Linked DNA regions of Homo sapiens: region 2 is linked to region 1. The links are chromatin contacts, found by Hi-C or POLR2A ChIA-PET in ENCODE. All regions are on one chromosome and are shown on one strand. Each heading gives the region's core, a stretch centred on a gene start or an enhancer-like site at or near the end of the contact. The rest is flanking DNA. Distances are from core to core; before and after follow the strand shown.

Region 1 (6,556 bases), core at 1,428-3,927:
ACGGGGGTCTCACCATGTTGCCCAGGCTGATCCTGAACTCCTGAGTTCAAGTGACCTGCCTTCCTTAGCCTCCCACAATGCTGGGATTACAGTCGTGAGCCACCGTGCCCGGCAACCCCATGGCTTGAAGCATTTTGGTTAGCCGTCTCATGTGATCTTTTTGTGTTATGTATCAGATAAGCTAGGTGTCAACTCATTTTGTGCAGAGAGATCTCAAGTAATGAATAACTGTGCTGAGCTATGGGTAGAAGAGCTGGAGCTTGAGTCCCTGTCTTCTAGGGGAGCACCCAGTGCCATTTCTGTAACCTCATACTGAAACCTTCCAGCAGCCCTGCCTCTCTCTCTTGGTAGCATGGTTTCTGTAGATGCATTTACCATTCAACGGAGCAATAAGTCTGGCCCTGTTCTAGGTGCTGAGGATTCCACAGCAAGTAAAATCCATTTCTGCCTCCCATAATACAAATGATATAAATATGATGTAAATACTAGTCAAAGCACTGAAATAACTTGTTTTGGTGTTCTAGAGAAAGTATATAAAAATTAGAGACATTTGTACAGGTCTCGCTTGTGAACTGCTTTCTAGATGTTTTCTGAAACCTGTAACATTTGTGTGTGATGAAAATGAGAGCTGATATTCCTTTACTTGCAAATAATGGAAACTCCACAAAAACTAGTGCAAACTGAAAAGAGGACCTTCTTGCATATGTAATAAGGAGGGTCAAGAATGAAGATGGTGGTTGGGATAACGGATTCCAGGGAGTGAATGAGGTCAGGTGTGAGTCTACCTATTTGTCTGCATAGTTGTCTCTCCCTCCCTGTCTCTTTTAATTTGTGATATAATTCACACATCATGACATTCACCCATTTAAAGTATATAATTCAGTGGTTTTTAGTATCTTCACAAGATTGTACAACCATCATCACTATCTAATTTTATCACATTTTCCTACTCCAGAAAACCCCCCACAAAACTCCGTACCTGTTAGCAGCCACTCTCCATTCTCCCCTCCTCCCAGCCCCGGGCAACCACCAGTGAGCTTTCTTTTCTCCTCTCCCCTCCGCCTGCCCCTCCTTCCTCCTTCCTCTCTCTCTCCTTCCTTCCTTCCTTCCTTCCTTCCTTCCTTCCTTCCTTCCTTCCTTCCTTCCTTCCTTTTCTCTTCTCCTTTTCTCTCTCTTTCAAGACGGAGTCTCACTCTGTCATCCAGGCTGGAGTGCAATGGCACAATCTTGACTTCCTGCAACCTCTGCCTCCTGAGTTCAAGAGTTCAAGCAATTCTCCTGCCTCAGCCTCAAGTAGCTGGGATTACAGGCACCTGCTACCGCGCCTGGCTAATTTTCTAATGTTATGTTTTAGTGGAGACTGGGTTTCACCACGTTAGTCAGGCCGGTCTCTAACACCTGACCTCATGTGATCCGCCTGTATCGGCCTCCCAAAGTACTGGGATTACAGATGTGAGCCACCGTGCCTGACCAACTTTCTGTCTCTATGGATTTAACTTCTTCATATAAATGGAGTCATACAACATGTGGTCCTTTGTGACTGCCTTCTTCTACTTAGCATAGTGTTTTCTAGGCTCATCCATGTTATAGCATGTATCAGTTCTCTGTTCATTTTTATTTTATTTTATTTTTTGAGACAGAGTCTTGCTCTGCCGCCCAGGCTGGAATGCAGTGGCATGATCTTGGCTCCCTGCAACCTCTGCTTCTCGGGTTCAAGTGATTCTCCTGTCTCAGCCTCCAGAGTAGCTGGGGTTACAGGCATGTGCCACCACACCTGGCTAATTTTTGTATTTTTAGTGGAGATAGGGTTTCTCCGTGTTGGCCAGGCTGGTCTCGAACTCCTGACCTCAGGTGATCTGCCTGCCCCGGCCTCCCAAAGTTCTGGGATTACAAGCGTGAGCCACCACGTCAACCTTATAGTTGAATAATATTCCATTGTATGAATAGACCACATTAAAAAAAAATCCATTCACTAGTTGATGAACATGAGGGTTGTTTCTGCTTTCAGGCTATTGCACATAATGCTGCTATGAACATTTGTGTACAAGTTTTCGTGTGGACATATGTTTTCACGTCTCTGGGGTATTTACCTAGCAGTGGAATTTCTGGGTCATATGGTTAACTCTATATTTTACTTTTTGAGGAACTGCCAAACTGTTTTCCACAGCAGCTGCATCATTTCACATTCTTAGCAGCAGTGCACGAGGGTTCTAGTTTCTCCACATTCTTGCCAACACATTATGTGTCATTTTGATTGGACTAGGTTATCTTTTATGTACCTTTTAATCCAGGAAGTATGATTTTGTGAAAAAAAATTTGTTTTCGATATGTGATAGAAATCTGCAAAGGAATTAATTAATATGTATGAAACAGAAATGACAAATGGCTGTTTTAAGTTTATTTTCTTCCCACTGTGTTCTTGGGTCGTTCATTTTTATGAAGTAACAACAAACTCCTGTTCTGAGCATACTTGTGTATTTTTTCTGAAAACAGATGGTAGCCAGAACACAACTGGGATTCCATTAAGAAAATCTTATCAGTTTGTTTATTTGTAGGCATTTCTCTCCCCCTCTCCCCACAAAAATGATTCTTATCAAGAGGAGGAAAGGACAATAAACTGGGAAATGGGAGGTAAGGATGTCTGGTATCAGATTTCACGCAGAGTGCAAACATCTTGTGCTGGTCTTTTATTGCCCTTTCTGTCCTGTACCTCCTACTGCTTCCACCAAGAGGAGTGGAATGCAGTTCTTAAACCAGCTGTTTTGTTTTGTGTGCTTTAAAAACAGGATTTCCCACTAGTTTTTGAGAGTTCTTAGTGGGACAGTTTTATACATTTTATAAAATCTGTGTCTCCTAGCTCCATTTACTTACTTGTCTTTCTTGGCTTGTTCTGCTGTTTTCTTTCTTTCTTTCCTTCCTTTCCTTCCTTTCGTCCGCCCTTCCTTCCTTCCTTCCTTCCTTCCTTCCTTCCTTCCTTCCTTCCTTCCTTCCTTCTTTCTTTTCTTCCCTTCCCCTTCCTTCTTTCCTTTCCTTTCCTTCCTTCTTTCTGTCAGTCTTTCTGTCTTTCTTGATGGAGTCTTGCTGTGTTGCCCAGGCTGGAGTATAGTGGCGTGATCTCGGCTCACCGCAACCTCCGCCTCCTGGGTTCAAGCAATTCTCCTGCCTCAGCCTCCCGACTGCCTGGGATTACAGGCACCCACCACCATGCTTAGCTAATTTTTGTATTTTTAATAGAGATGGGGTTTCACCATGTTGGCCAGGCTGATTTTTTTTTTTTTTTTTTAAATTTTTTTAAATTTTGAGGCAGGGTCTTGCCCTGTCACCCAGGCTGGAGTGCAGAGGCACAATCACACCTCACTGCAACCTCCGCCTCTTGGGCTTAAGCCATCCTCCCACCTCAGCCTGCTGAGTAGTTGGGACTACAGGCATGTGCCACCATGCCCAGCTAATTTTTATGTTTTTTGCAGAAACAGGGTTTTGCCATATTGCCCAGGCTAGTCTCAAACTTCTGAGCTCAAACGATCCTCCCACCTCAGCCTCTCAAAAGTGCTGGGATTCCAGGCATGAGTCACCATTGCCTGGCCTGGCCTATTGTTTATATTATGTAATTATTCCCTATGGAACAGAGAGAACAGATAGGAAGGGCATTAGAGTGGGCATAGTTTACCTCTGTGCTTTTTAGAGCCAGAACTATTTTATTTAATTCAAATTTTACTTTTTTTTTTTAAGAGATGGGGGTCTTGGCTTATCTTGTTCAGGCTGGAGTGCAGTAGCACGATCAGAGCTCACTGTATCCTCGAACATCTGGGCTCAAGGGATCCTCCTGCCTTAGCCTCCCAACTATGGGAGTATCTCTGGCTATTTTTTTTTTCCTTTTGAGACGGAGTCTCGCTCTTGTTGTTCAGGCTGGAGTGCAGTGGCGCAATTTCGGCTCACCACAACCTCTCCCTCCTGGGTTCAAGTAGTTCTCCTGCCTCAGCCTCCTGAGTAGCTGGGATTACAGGCATGCACCACCACACCCAGCTAATTTTGTATTTTTAGTAGAGATGGGGTTTCTCCATGTTTGTCAGGCTGGTCTTGAGTAATTTTTTAATTAAAAAAAATGTTGTAGAGATGAAGTCTCACCATCTTGCCTAGGGTGGTCTTGAACTCTGAGGCTCAAGTAATCCTCCCACCTTGGACTCCCAAAGTGTTGAGATTACAGGTGTGAGTCACTATGCCCAGCCTAGAGCTAGAATTATTTTACATGCCGTCCACTCTTTCCTAGTGCCTGGTATATGATTGGGGAGGGGGTGTTAGGAGATATTTGGTGGAAGGATGGACTTGTGGAAGTATGAGGGATGGAAGAATGGGTGAGTGGGTGGAACGATTTACAGATGGATGAATTATTTTAGGCATGTTGGCTGATTCTTTAGGTCCACTTTCTAATAAACATATATGTGTTGGCTACATAATGATGGTTAACTAATAGATGGAAAAATTTGACTTTTATTTGTTGTATCGTCACATTCCTACAATGTTTGAGGTACTCTCAGCAATTTGGAGATGTCTCATTTCTTTTAGTGTTAAAAATTGTTTCTGGGACTATTTCTGGTCACTGTAGTTTAAAAGATTAACTGAAAAGGTGTTTTAAGGAATTGTGAGGAAGGTGGGGGAAATCAGATTATAAAACTCAGGACTGAGGCCAGACATGGTGGCTCACGTCTGTAATCCCAGCACTTTGGGAGGCTGAGGTGGGTGGATCACCTGAGGTCAGTCGTTTGATACCAGCCTGGCCAACATGGTGAAACCCAGTCTCTACTAAAAATACAAAAATTAGCCCAGTGTGGTGGTGCGCACCTGTAGCCCCAGCTACTTGGGAGGCTGAGGTAGGAGAATCACTTGAACCCAGAAGGCAGAGATTTCAGTAAGCCGAGATCATGCCACTGCATTCCAGCCTGGGCGGCGGAGCTAGACTCCATCTAAAAATAATAATAATAATAAAACTCAGGACTCAATCAGTTGGCAAGTTGGAACCCATAACTATGGGAATAAACTCTTTACAGAATCACACATTTATAATTGAGGCATCCTGCCATTTAGCATAGTTCATTTTGGTTTTGATTTTGATTGGAAGTGTGGGATGGCGGTGAATCTTTGTATCTTTTCCTTTGGAACATTGACCAAAGATTAGTGTATTGTTGGTGATACCTTTTACCGCTTTCTTTTCCTCTCCACCTCTTACTATCGTAAACTTTTCATGTTATCCTCTGGATGAAAGCTGCTATTCCTAGTGGTGACAGAGTTTGACACTGTGGGCAGGATAAGGGGAAGGAATGTGGGTGCTATTCGATCCTTCCCATCCGGTGCACTAGAGAGCTGGGAAGGACCAAAAACATGGGACAAATTGGTCTGTGAACTTTATGGTAATGAGCACAGGCAGGCCTCAGTTTACAACCCTACTGTGTTTTTTTTAGGTGTGTTTATTAGTATTTGGAACACTGTGGTCTTCAGTGGCAATAGTGTTTTTTTGTTTTTGCTTTGTTTTTTTTTTTTTTTTTGGAGATGGAGTCTCGCTCTGGCACCCATGCTGGAGTGCAGTGGCACGATCTTGGCTCACTGGAACCTCTGCCTCCCTGGTTCAAGCGATTCTCATGCTTCAGACTCCCAAGTAGCTGAGATTACAAGCCCGTGCCACCACATCCAGCTAATTTTGGTATTTTTAGTAGAGGCGGGGTTTCACCATGTTGACCAGGATGGTGTCAAACTCCTGATCTCAAGTGATCCGCCTTCCTCAGCCTCCCAGAGTGCTGGGATTACAGTCAGGAGCCACTGTGCCCAGCCGCAGTAGTGTTACAAATGATCTTTTAGCCCATAGGCAAGCTTGAGAAATGATGATGACGATGATGATGTAGCTGAAAGCTATAAATAGCTGAAATATATTCCTTCAAAAAATGTAGAGCATTTCAGCAATAGGCCAGTCTGGGGAGTTACCCAACACTTCTGGCAGCGCCTTTGAGAAGAAATTATGTCGGAATTCTGAAGCACAATGTCAGGAACACATTTTCCCCTGGGATTAGCTCTCTGATGGGCACGGGACAGTTGTTCTTGCGGTTGCCTATATAGAGAACAAACGTCTATAATTGTTCTCCAGCCCAAAGAAAAATATTACAAACTCGGGACTCTCAAACCACACATTTCCAACTTTATCAACTATGTGCTCACCAAGTTTCTCTCTTGAGACTCACTTTATTACTTTTCCTTCCTCTGTAGTTGGTCAGGGTGGAGCTTTGACTTGCCATCTCCTTCAGCTCCGCATCCTTTGACCTGAGCCTAAAAACCGCCTGTGTTCCTTTCAGGGCCTACATGGCCGTGGCTGAACTGAAGCTTTCCTCTGTAGAATTGGATGCAGTTCTTCAGAAATGATTGCCAGCTTCGGGTTTAAAACCCTGTAGTCTCAAGACAAGGAATTGAGTCAGAGGGACTCATTTAGCTGTCGTGGGTGCCCTACTCTGTTTGAGTACTCTATGGCAAGGACCTATGAAGGCCACCGACTGCTATGGGGGATGCCTGGGTG
Region 2 (7,198 bases), core at 864-3,363, 34 kb after region 1:
TGCTCAAGAGGTTAAAGTAGCCCGTGGCAAAACTCATGTTTCTTGCTACCTGTGGGGCAGTGGCTCTCAAAATTGAGTAGGCTCAATTGATGAGGACCTCCTGGAAGACCTGTGAAACCACTGAATTCTAGGTCTCAATCCAGAGCTTCTGATTCAGCAGGTGTTTTAGGAGCCTGCAAATGTGCATTTCTAACAAGTCCCCAGGTGCTGCTGATGCTGCTAGTCTAGAAGCCATACTTTGAAAATGGGTCTGCAGGGGTTGGCAGGCTATGTGTGGGGATTTGTTTTTTGAAATCCATGCTCTAAATAAAAGCATCTCATACACCGTCTTCCTCCCAAAGCATGTTCTTTAAAAATACAGGTGGTCACTTTCACAGCCTGAGTACCTTTTTCAACTGCTGCTGCCGTAAAGGAATCCTTATTGAGCAGTATTGTGTCAGAAACCATATGTAGTCTTGAGTGCTTAGTTTTAAATACTAACACCTGCCAGTGGCTTAGTCTGTAACCCAGTGTTGTTTTCTGGGTTGGCTTAAGGGAGAGCTGCTTTCAGGGACAGCAAAATGAGGACAAGCCTGTGTGTTGTGTGTTCATCAGAGCCCAGCACATTTCCAAGGAAGCTCTCCTCCTCGAAGTATTTCAGAAAGCGAGTTGATTGTGCATATACTAACCTAATTGACACATATAATGCCTATTTTTAACATGGAAGATCAGTTAAATCGTTAACTTATCATTTGCCATGATAGGCTGATACATATTGCTTGTTTTCTAAGCTCGATTCCTATTTAAATGCTTCTGTTGGAACTCCCAAAGTTTCCATAGATTTCTAATATGGTCTTTTATCCCATTGTCCATGCCACCTGGCATGAAGGAACCAGAAAGATGGCCAGAAGAAGGCTGAGGCAAGGGGAGGCCCTTGGGTGGAAACTTTTAAGAACCACTCACTCAGGGTCATGCATGACTGCAGCGTTGGACTCATCCCTAAATCATGCATGCTGGCACCTGCTTCCTTACCCTCGTCCCTGCCCCCATCAGATCCCGGAAGCTTGAGCAAGACTCTCTAAGACAAGAGGCCCCATCTGTAGACTCCACCTCCCTTCTTCCACTTACTTTGCTTGAATGATTCATTGATACCTTTAAAATACTCCAAGGAAAGAAACGGCTCGCTCTTTTTTTTTTTTTGAGACACAGTCTCACTCTGTCACCCAGGCTGGAGTGCAGTGGTGCGATCTCGGCTCACTGCAACCTCCGCCTCCCAGGTTCAAGCGATTCTCCTGCCTTGGCCTCCTGAGTAGCTGGGATTACAGGTGTACACCACCACGCCCAGCTAGTTTTTGTATTTTTAGTAGAGATGGGGTTTTGCCATGTTGGCCAGGCTGGTCTTGAATTCCTGGCCTCAAATGATGCAGCCTCCTGAAATGCTGGGATTACAGGCGTGAGCCACAGTGCCTGGTCTTGAACAGGTCTTTCTTTAGAATTTGCAAATATCTGTGTTGACACATTTTCCTGAACTTGTTAAAGATGAGACGGCTGCAGTACAAGCTGTGATGTGTCATACGATTGATTATTCTAATGAATTTTTAAGGGAAAAGAAATCCCCAGAGGGTTTCCTAGATGAAGACTTGAATGCAGGCGTGTGCAATCTCACAGAAAACAATACTGTTCCATTTGTAAATTCAGCTCGTGGCCTGTGTTAGAAGTTTCAAATGCAGTTGCTTCGTTTCAGACGTTAAAGTCCGTCGTTCATCTGGCTGCTGTTTGGATGTTACAGATGGTTCTGGGAATCATTTTGGGATAATTAATAATAGCGTAGGTCTTCCAGTGAGGGTAACAGGTAGCTAACCCTTGAGAATTCAGTGAGCATTTCAGTCTCCTGGAATGATCTGCTGTTCTAAAATGCATCCATCTCCCCGCCACGTCAGAGTTCACAGTGCCTTGTTCCAAGCATCTGCTTTTGCTCCTGCAAACAGAGCTAATGACAGATGTTAACTGGCTGAGCTGAGAGACAGTCACTCTTATGACAATGGGTTGGAGCATATGCTGTCCCGAGTTTCAGGAAGCTTTTGTAACAAAGGACTCAAAAGAGATCAGGCCTCCAGGGAATGTTGCCAACATGCCTTTGTAAAGGGCAAATCCTGTCCGATTAACCTAATTTCCTTCCCCGAGCAGTGATAAACCAGGGAGATTAAAATTTGCAGCTATTTCAACTTTAGCATTTATTTTTTTCTGATATAAGATGTATTTATAATTAACATCTGAAGATAGTTTATTTAAAACATGTATCTCGCTTTATTTTTTTTCCCTCCACCAAAAGGTCATAACTTGCCTTGGAAAGTAATACATGGGCCTCATGGATGTTTGGAGGTAGCACCAGCGAGTGTAGACTTCAGCATCCACTCCCTGAATTTTGGATGTTCCCTGTTCGGGACATTATCTGCAATGGTTAAGATGAAGTAAATACCATAGAGAAAAAATAATTCCTGCCATTTGAGGAAAGCCATACTCTTGAGTATTCATTATTGGCTCATTGCTATCTTTGATGGAGATTTTAAAATAGTTTGCAGATGTTACTTTTAGCTACAAGAGGAAAAGCAGCTAAAGCCACATTTTAGCACCTAGGATTTGATTCGTTAACAACTTGCATTAGCTTGAGTGATGGTCTGAAATACAAAGCAACAGTTTTTTTGGTTTTTTTTTTTGAGATGGAGTCTCACTGTTGTCGTCTGGGCTGAGTGCAATGGCGCAATCTCGGCTCACTGCAACCTCCGCCTCCCAGGTTCTGGCAGTTCTCCTGCCTCAGCCTCCCGAGTAGCTGAGATTACAGGTGCCCGCCACGCACGCCCGGCTAATTTTTGTATTTTTAGTAGAGATAGAGTTTCACCATGTTAGCCAGGCTGGTCTCGAACTCCTGACCTCAGGGAGTCTACCTGCCTCAGCCTTCCAAAGTGCTGGGATTACAGATGTGAGCCACCATGCCCGGCCAATAGTTTTGTTTTGTTTTGTTTTGTTTTAATTGAACAGTTTGATTGTGATATAATTCACCCACTTAAACTGCCAATTCAGTGGCTTTTAGTATAGTCACAGAATTGTGAAATTATCACTACAATAGATGTTGAAACATTTTCATTATTTAAAATAGAAACGCTGTAACCCTGAGCTGTCATTCCCAAGCTCTCCCTCCACCCTCACTCCTCCCCCAGCCTTGGGCAGCTGCTTTCTGTCTCTATAGCTCTGCCTGTTATGGACATTTCTTACAAATGGAATCAAACAATACGTGGTCCTTTGTGTCTGGCTTCTTTCACTTAGCATAATGTTTTCAGGGGTCACCCATGGTGCAGCATGTACCAGCACTTCACTCTTTTTTATTGCAGAGTAATAGTCCATTATATGAATATGCTACATTTTATTTAAAAGGAATAGTCTTTTAAACCTAAGAAGAAAAGAAAAAGATAAAACCTAGAAGAAATATAGCTAGCCATGTGTGACTAATTCTTACAGCATTAATATTGGGCCATGCATTTCATATTTCTAAAAGTAAGAGTGATATTATATATACTTAAGATCAGAAATATAGTTAAGAGCAGTGAGATAATTCTTACATGCTGTTAGAAAAAATCAGTTTAGATTGTCTGTCTTAGGACTATGTTTCCCATCCGAGTATTAACCAGGCCCAATACCCTGCTTAGCTTCACGAGATCAGACGAGATCACGAACCTTCAGGATAGTAAGGCCGTAGACTCTTAGGCACTATTTCTAGTTATAGTCTCATATCTGAAAATGAGCACAGCTTTTTTTTTTTAATAGTCCTGAGAAGATTGAAAGATAAGGAAGGCTTAGAAAACGGGCTCTGTGACAGGAGCTCAGGGAAAGGGTTCTGTAGCCAGGAGGAGGATAGGAGGTTGAAAGCAGAGGTTTGATGAACACACTTACGTAGACAGTGTGGACCCGCTCTTCTCTCCCACTGTGAAGAATGGATGTCATCCTGGACGGGAGAGATGATAGCACACAGGGCAAAGTGACACTGAGGCCCCCTAAGTATAGGATGGCACAACAGCAGATGGGGTGACAGCCTTTGACAATAAATAGCTGGCCTCTTGGCTGTCTGGGAAAAGAGTAATGCCAGAGATTTTACACCTGGGTATTACCAGGGATCATTTTCCTCATGCCTCTTCTGTTGAAGTAGGTGAGAGGCTGTCATGAATATTTCCTTGCATTCAAAAGGAGAGACAGTGACCACTGCAGGTGGCTTTGACATTTTGGCAATGTTGTAGAAGTGTAGGAATCTTTAAAGATGGAAGATAAAACTTTTTAAGAAGAGAACTGACATAACATATGATCATGAATTTTTTTTTTTTTTTGAGACGGAGTCTCACTCTGTCGCCCAGGCTGGAGTGCAGTGGCGCGATCTCAGCTCACTGCAAGCTCCGCCTCTCGGGTTCATGCCATTCTCCTGCCTCAGCCTCCCGAGTAGCTGGGACTACAGGCGCCCACCACTATGCCTGGCTAATTTTTTTTTTGTATTTTCAGTAGAGATGGAATTTCACTGTGTTAGCCAGGATGGTCTCGATCTCCTGACTGTGTGATCCGCCCACCTCAGCCTCCCAAAGTGCTGGGATTACAGGCGTGAGCCGCCGCGCCCGGCCAACATATGATCATGATTTTTTTTTATAATGGATTTCGAGGCTCTCTTTTTAGGTAGTGACTAATATTGGCTTATGTCAGCTCTAGGGTGAGAACCATTCCCATTTCATTCCTAGTTCTACCCTCACTAGTCCTGACGTGGACAGTTTACTGTTGTTATTCTTCAATTTCTCTGTGCCTTCTTGGCAAAGGCTTTTGAGGAATTCCTGGAAGAAATTCCCATGAGGTTTATGTGGGGCATTTTAATTCAAGCATTTATTGGGTGTCTGTTAAACTCAGGGAATTTGGGGGCAGGAAAGGACTTTCCAGATCATTTAGTTTTGCTGTGTCATTTACGTGTGACCAGGCTTAGTCCAGAGCGCTTTGATCAAAGTCACATGAGAAAACAGAAGAATAGGGAGAAAAGAGGGCTTCTCATGTATGGATCAGGCCTCATTCAATTTTTGCGGGCTATCTTCTGCTTGAAGGTAATGAGGTCCAGCTAGTCTGGGCCTGGAAAATAATACAGACGAACCCTTGAGTAGTCAGCCAGCAGGTTAGGGAATCATGACAGGAATTCACAAAACCGTTAAGAAATTTGATTAGTGTCTAAAAGCCAGAGGCAAAAAAAAGGTCAGTTAATTTGTTTATATCTGCTGGCCAAAAAACTCTTCTGAATGAATGCATTTAGGATAAAAACTGAAAATAAGACCCTAACTGATGACTGAGTTAATTTACATATGCATGGGGAGAAGAACTTTTTCTATACATCTACGATTAAGCCCCTTTGCACATTCAGTGACAGCAATAATAAATGTCACTGGTGACCTAGAATCTATACTTTTTGTTTCTTTGTGCCTGTTTTTTTTTTTTTTTAGCCTGTACTCTCAATTGTATATTGTCCTTTTAATGTACCTAAAGTTATACACAGTCTTTTTACTGGGCTTGTTCAGTTAACCAACCAACCACCCTCCCTCCCTCCTTCCCTCCCTTCCTTCCTTCCTTCTTTCCTTCCCAGTGATCAGTAAGTCTTCTTTTTTTTTTTTTTTTTTTTTTTTTTTGAGATGGAGTCTTGCTTTGTCACCCAGGCTGGAGTGCAGTGGCACGATCTTGGCTCACTGCAACCTCCAACTCCCAGGTTCAAGCGATTCTTCCGTCTCAGCCTCCTGAGTAGCTGGGATTACAGGCACTTGCCACCATGCCCAGCTAATTTTTGTATTTTTAGTACGGACAGGGTTTCATCATGTTGGCCAGGCTGGTCTCTAACTCCTGACCTCGTGATCTGCCCGCCTTGGCCTCCCAAAGTGCTGGGATTACAGGCATGAGCCACCACGCCCGGCCATTAAGTCTTTCTTCAATTAAATTAACAAGTGATATCCTAATTTATATATTAATTGACATCATTTTAAGTTTGCATTATTTGGTTTGATCTTCGCAGAGGACTTAGCATGGCAAATAAATGTGAAACCATGATGAAGGTTTCACATCCTTCATCCTCAAAAGGACAGTGAGCTCACATTATGACCTGGGCACTAAAGAGATCACCTGTGTGGAGGTGCTTTCTGGGCCTTACATTTATACAATTCTCTAACGTTCATAAGATATTTTCATTTGAGTGCTCTGATATTGATCCTAATAACAAACATGTGACCCAAGTTTCCGAGTTTTAAAGTGTCATTTGTAAAGATGTGTTGATTGCTACTTCTCTGTTGCATATACTGAAGCAATTCCAGGATCAGTCAGTACTGGAGACCTTACTTTCCAGTATAAAACCAAGCTAACTAGCATAGCTGGGATGTGATTACTAAGGCCACTGCTCTGGGTTGAAGTATAACTTTTTCTTAAAAAAATGTGAAATCATGAAGGGAACAAATAACAGAGTCTCCGGAACATAATGTCTTCTTTTTCATTCTTTCCCTGAAGGACTTCAAGTTCAGAAATGTATAATTGAGCTCATGGTAGAAATAAAGTCTTACGCTGTCTATTATTTTGGTTAAAAGGCATTTGAAGCCAGGTGTGGTGGCTCACACCTGTAATCCCAGCACTTTGGGAGCCTGAAAGCGGGTGGATCACCTGAGGTCAGGAGTTCAAGAGCAGCCTGGCCAACAAGGCAAAACCCTGTCTCTACTAAAAAAGAAAAAATACAAAAATGAGCTGGGCATGGTGGTGCATGCCTGTAGTCCCAGCTACTTGGAGGCAGGAGAATTGCTTGAACCCGGGAGGCAGAGATAGCAGTGAGCTGAGATCATGCAACTGCACTCCAGCCTGGACGACAGAGCAAGACTCCATGTCCCACCCCCCCGCCCGTAACCCCCTCCAAAAAGCCATTTTACTCTGCAGGAAAAACCTAGACCAGCCCCCTTCCCCAAACTTTTTAGAGCGATCACATTAAGGCATCAGAATTGATACTAGGTTGAGCTTACCTATATGTGGTCTTTTCCTCCTCCTCCTTCCTGCCAACAGACATTTGAGTCATATACTATTTAACTGAGGATATATTTCATTTTTCTTTCTAAAATTATTTAAAAAAATAAGCAGCCAGGTATGGTGGCTCACACCTGTAATCCCAGCACTTTGGGAG

The links. Hi-C counts contacts between places; a loop is a spot of excess contacts on that map. ChIA-PET counts read pairs that join two places held with the same protein, here RNA polymerase II (POLR2A). Pooled maps may share reads with other maps.
Region 2: a loop to region 1 is called in a map of endothelial cell of umbilical vein, with 3 times the contacts of the local background. The contact joins two enhancer-like sites. A Hi-C loop is called at or near these places in 4 of 168 maps with a recorded cell type or tissue (Caco-2, Calu3, PC-3 and 1 more) and 1 of 50 pooled maps. POLR2A ChIA-PET finds 5 or more read pairs at or near these places in 7 of 52 experiments (A549, A673, AG04449 and 4 more).

The regions. Positions count from the first base shown.
Region 1 is chr5:16,885,917-16,892,472 of GRCh38, reverse strand. The region is part of intron 1 of MYO10 (myosin X); the gene reads left to right. Among named protein-coding and RNA genes, the nearest start is that of MYO10, 47 kb to the left of the region's middle. Within about 2 kb of position 2,677, at least 8 of the 41 ENCODE cell types and tissues checked have a DNase peak (open chromatin) inside an H3K27ac peak, as active enhancers do; they include A673, where a contact is called at or near this core.
Region 2 is chr5:16,850,531-16,857,728 of GRCh38, reverse strand. All of the region lies in intron 2 of MYO10 (myosin X), which reads left to right. It also overlaps the pseudogene RNA5SP179. Among named protein-coding and RNA genes, the nearest start is that of MYO10, 82 kb to the left of the region's middle. Within about 2 kb of position 2,113, at least 2 of the 41 ENCODE cell types and tissues checked have a DNase peak (open chromatin) inside an H3K27ac peak, as active enhancers do; they include A673, where a contact is called at or near this core.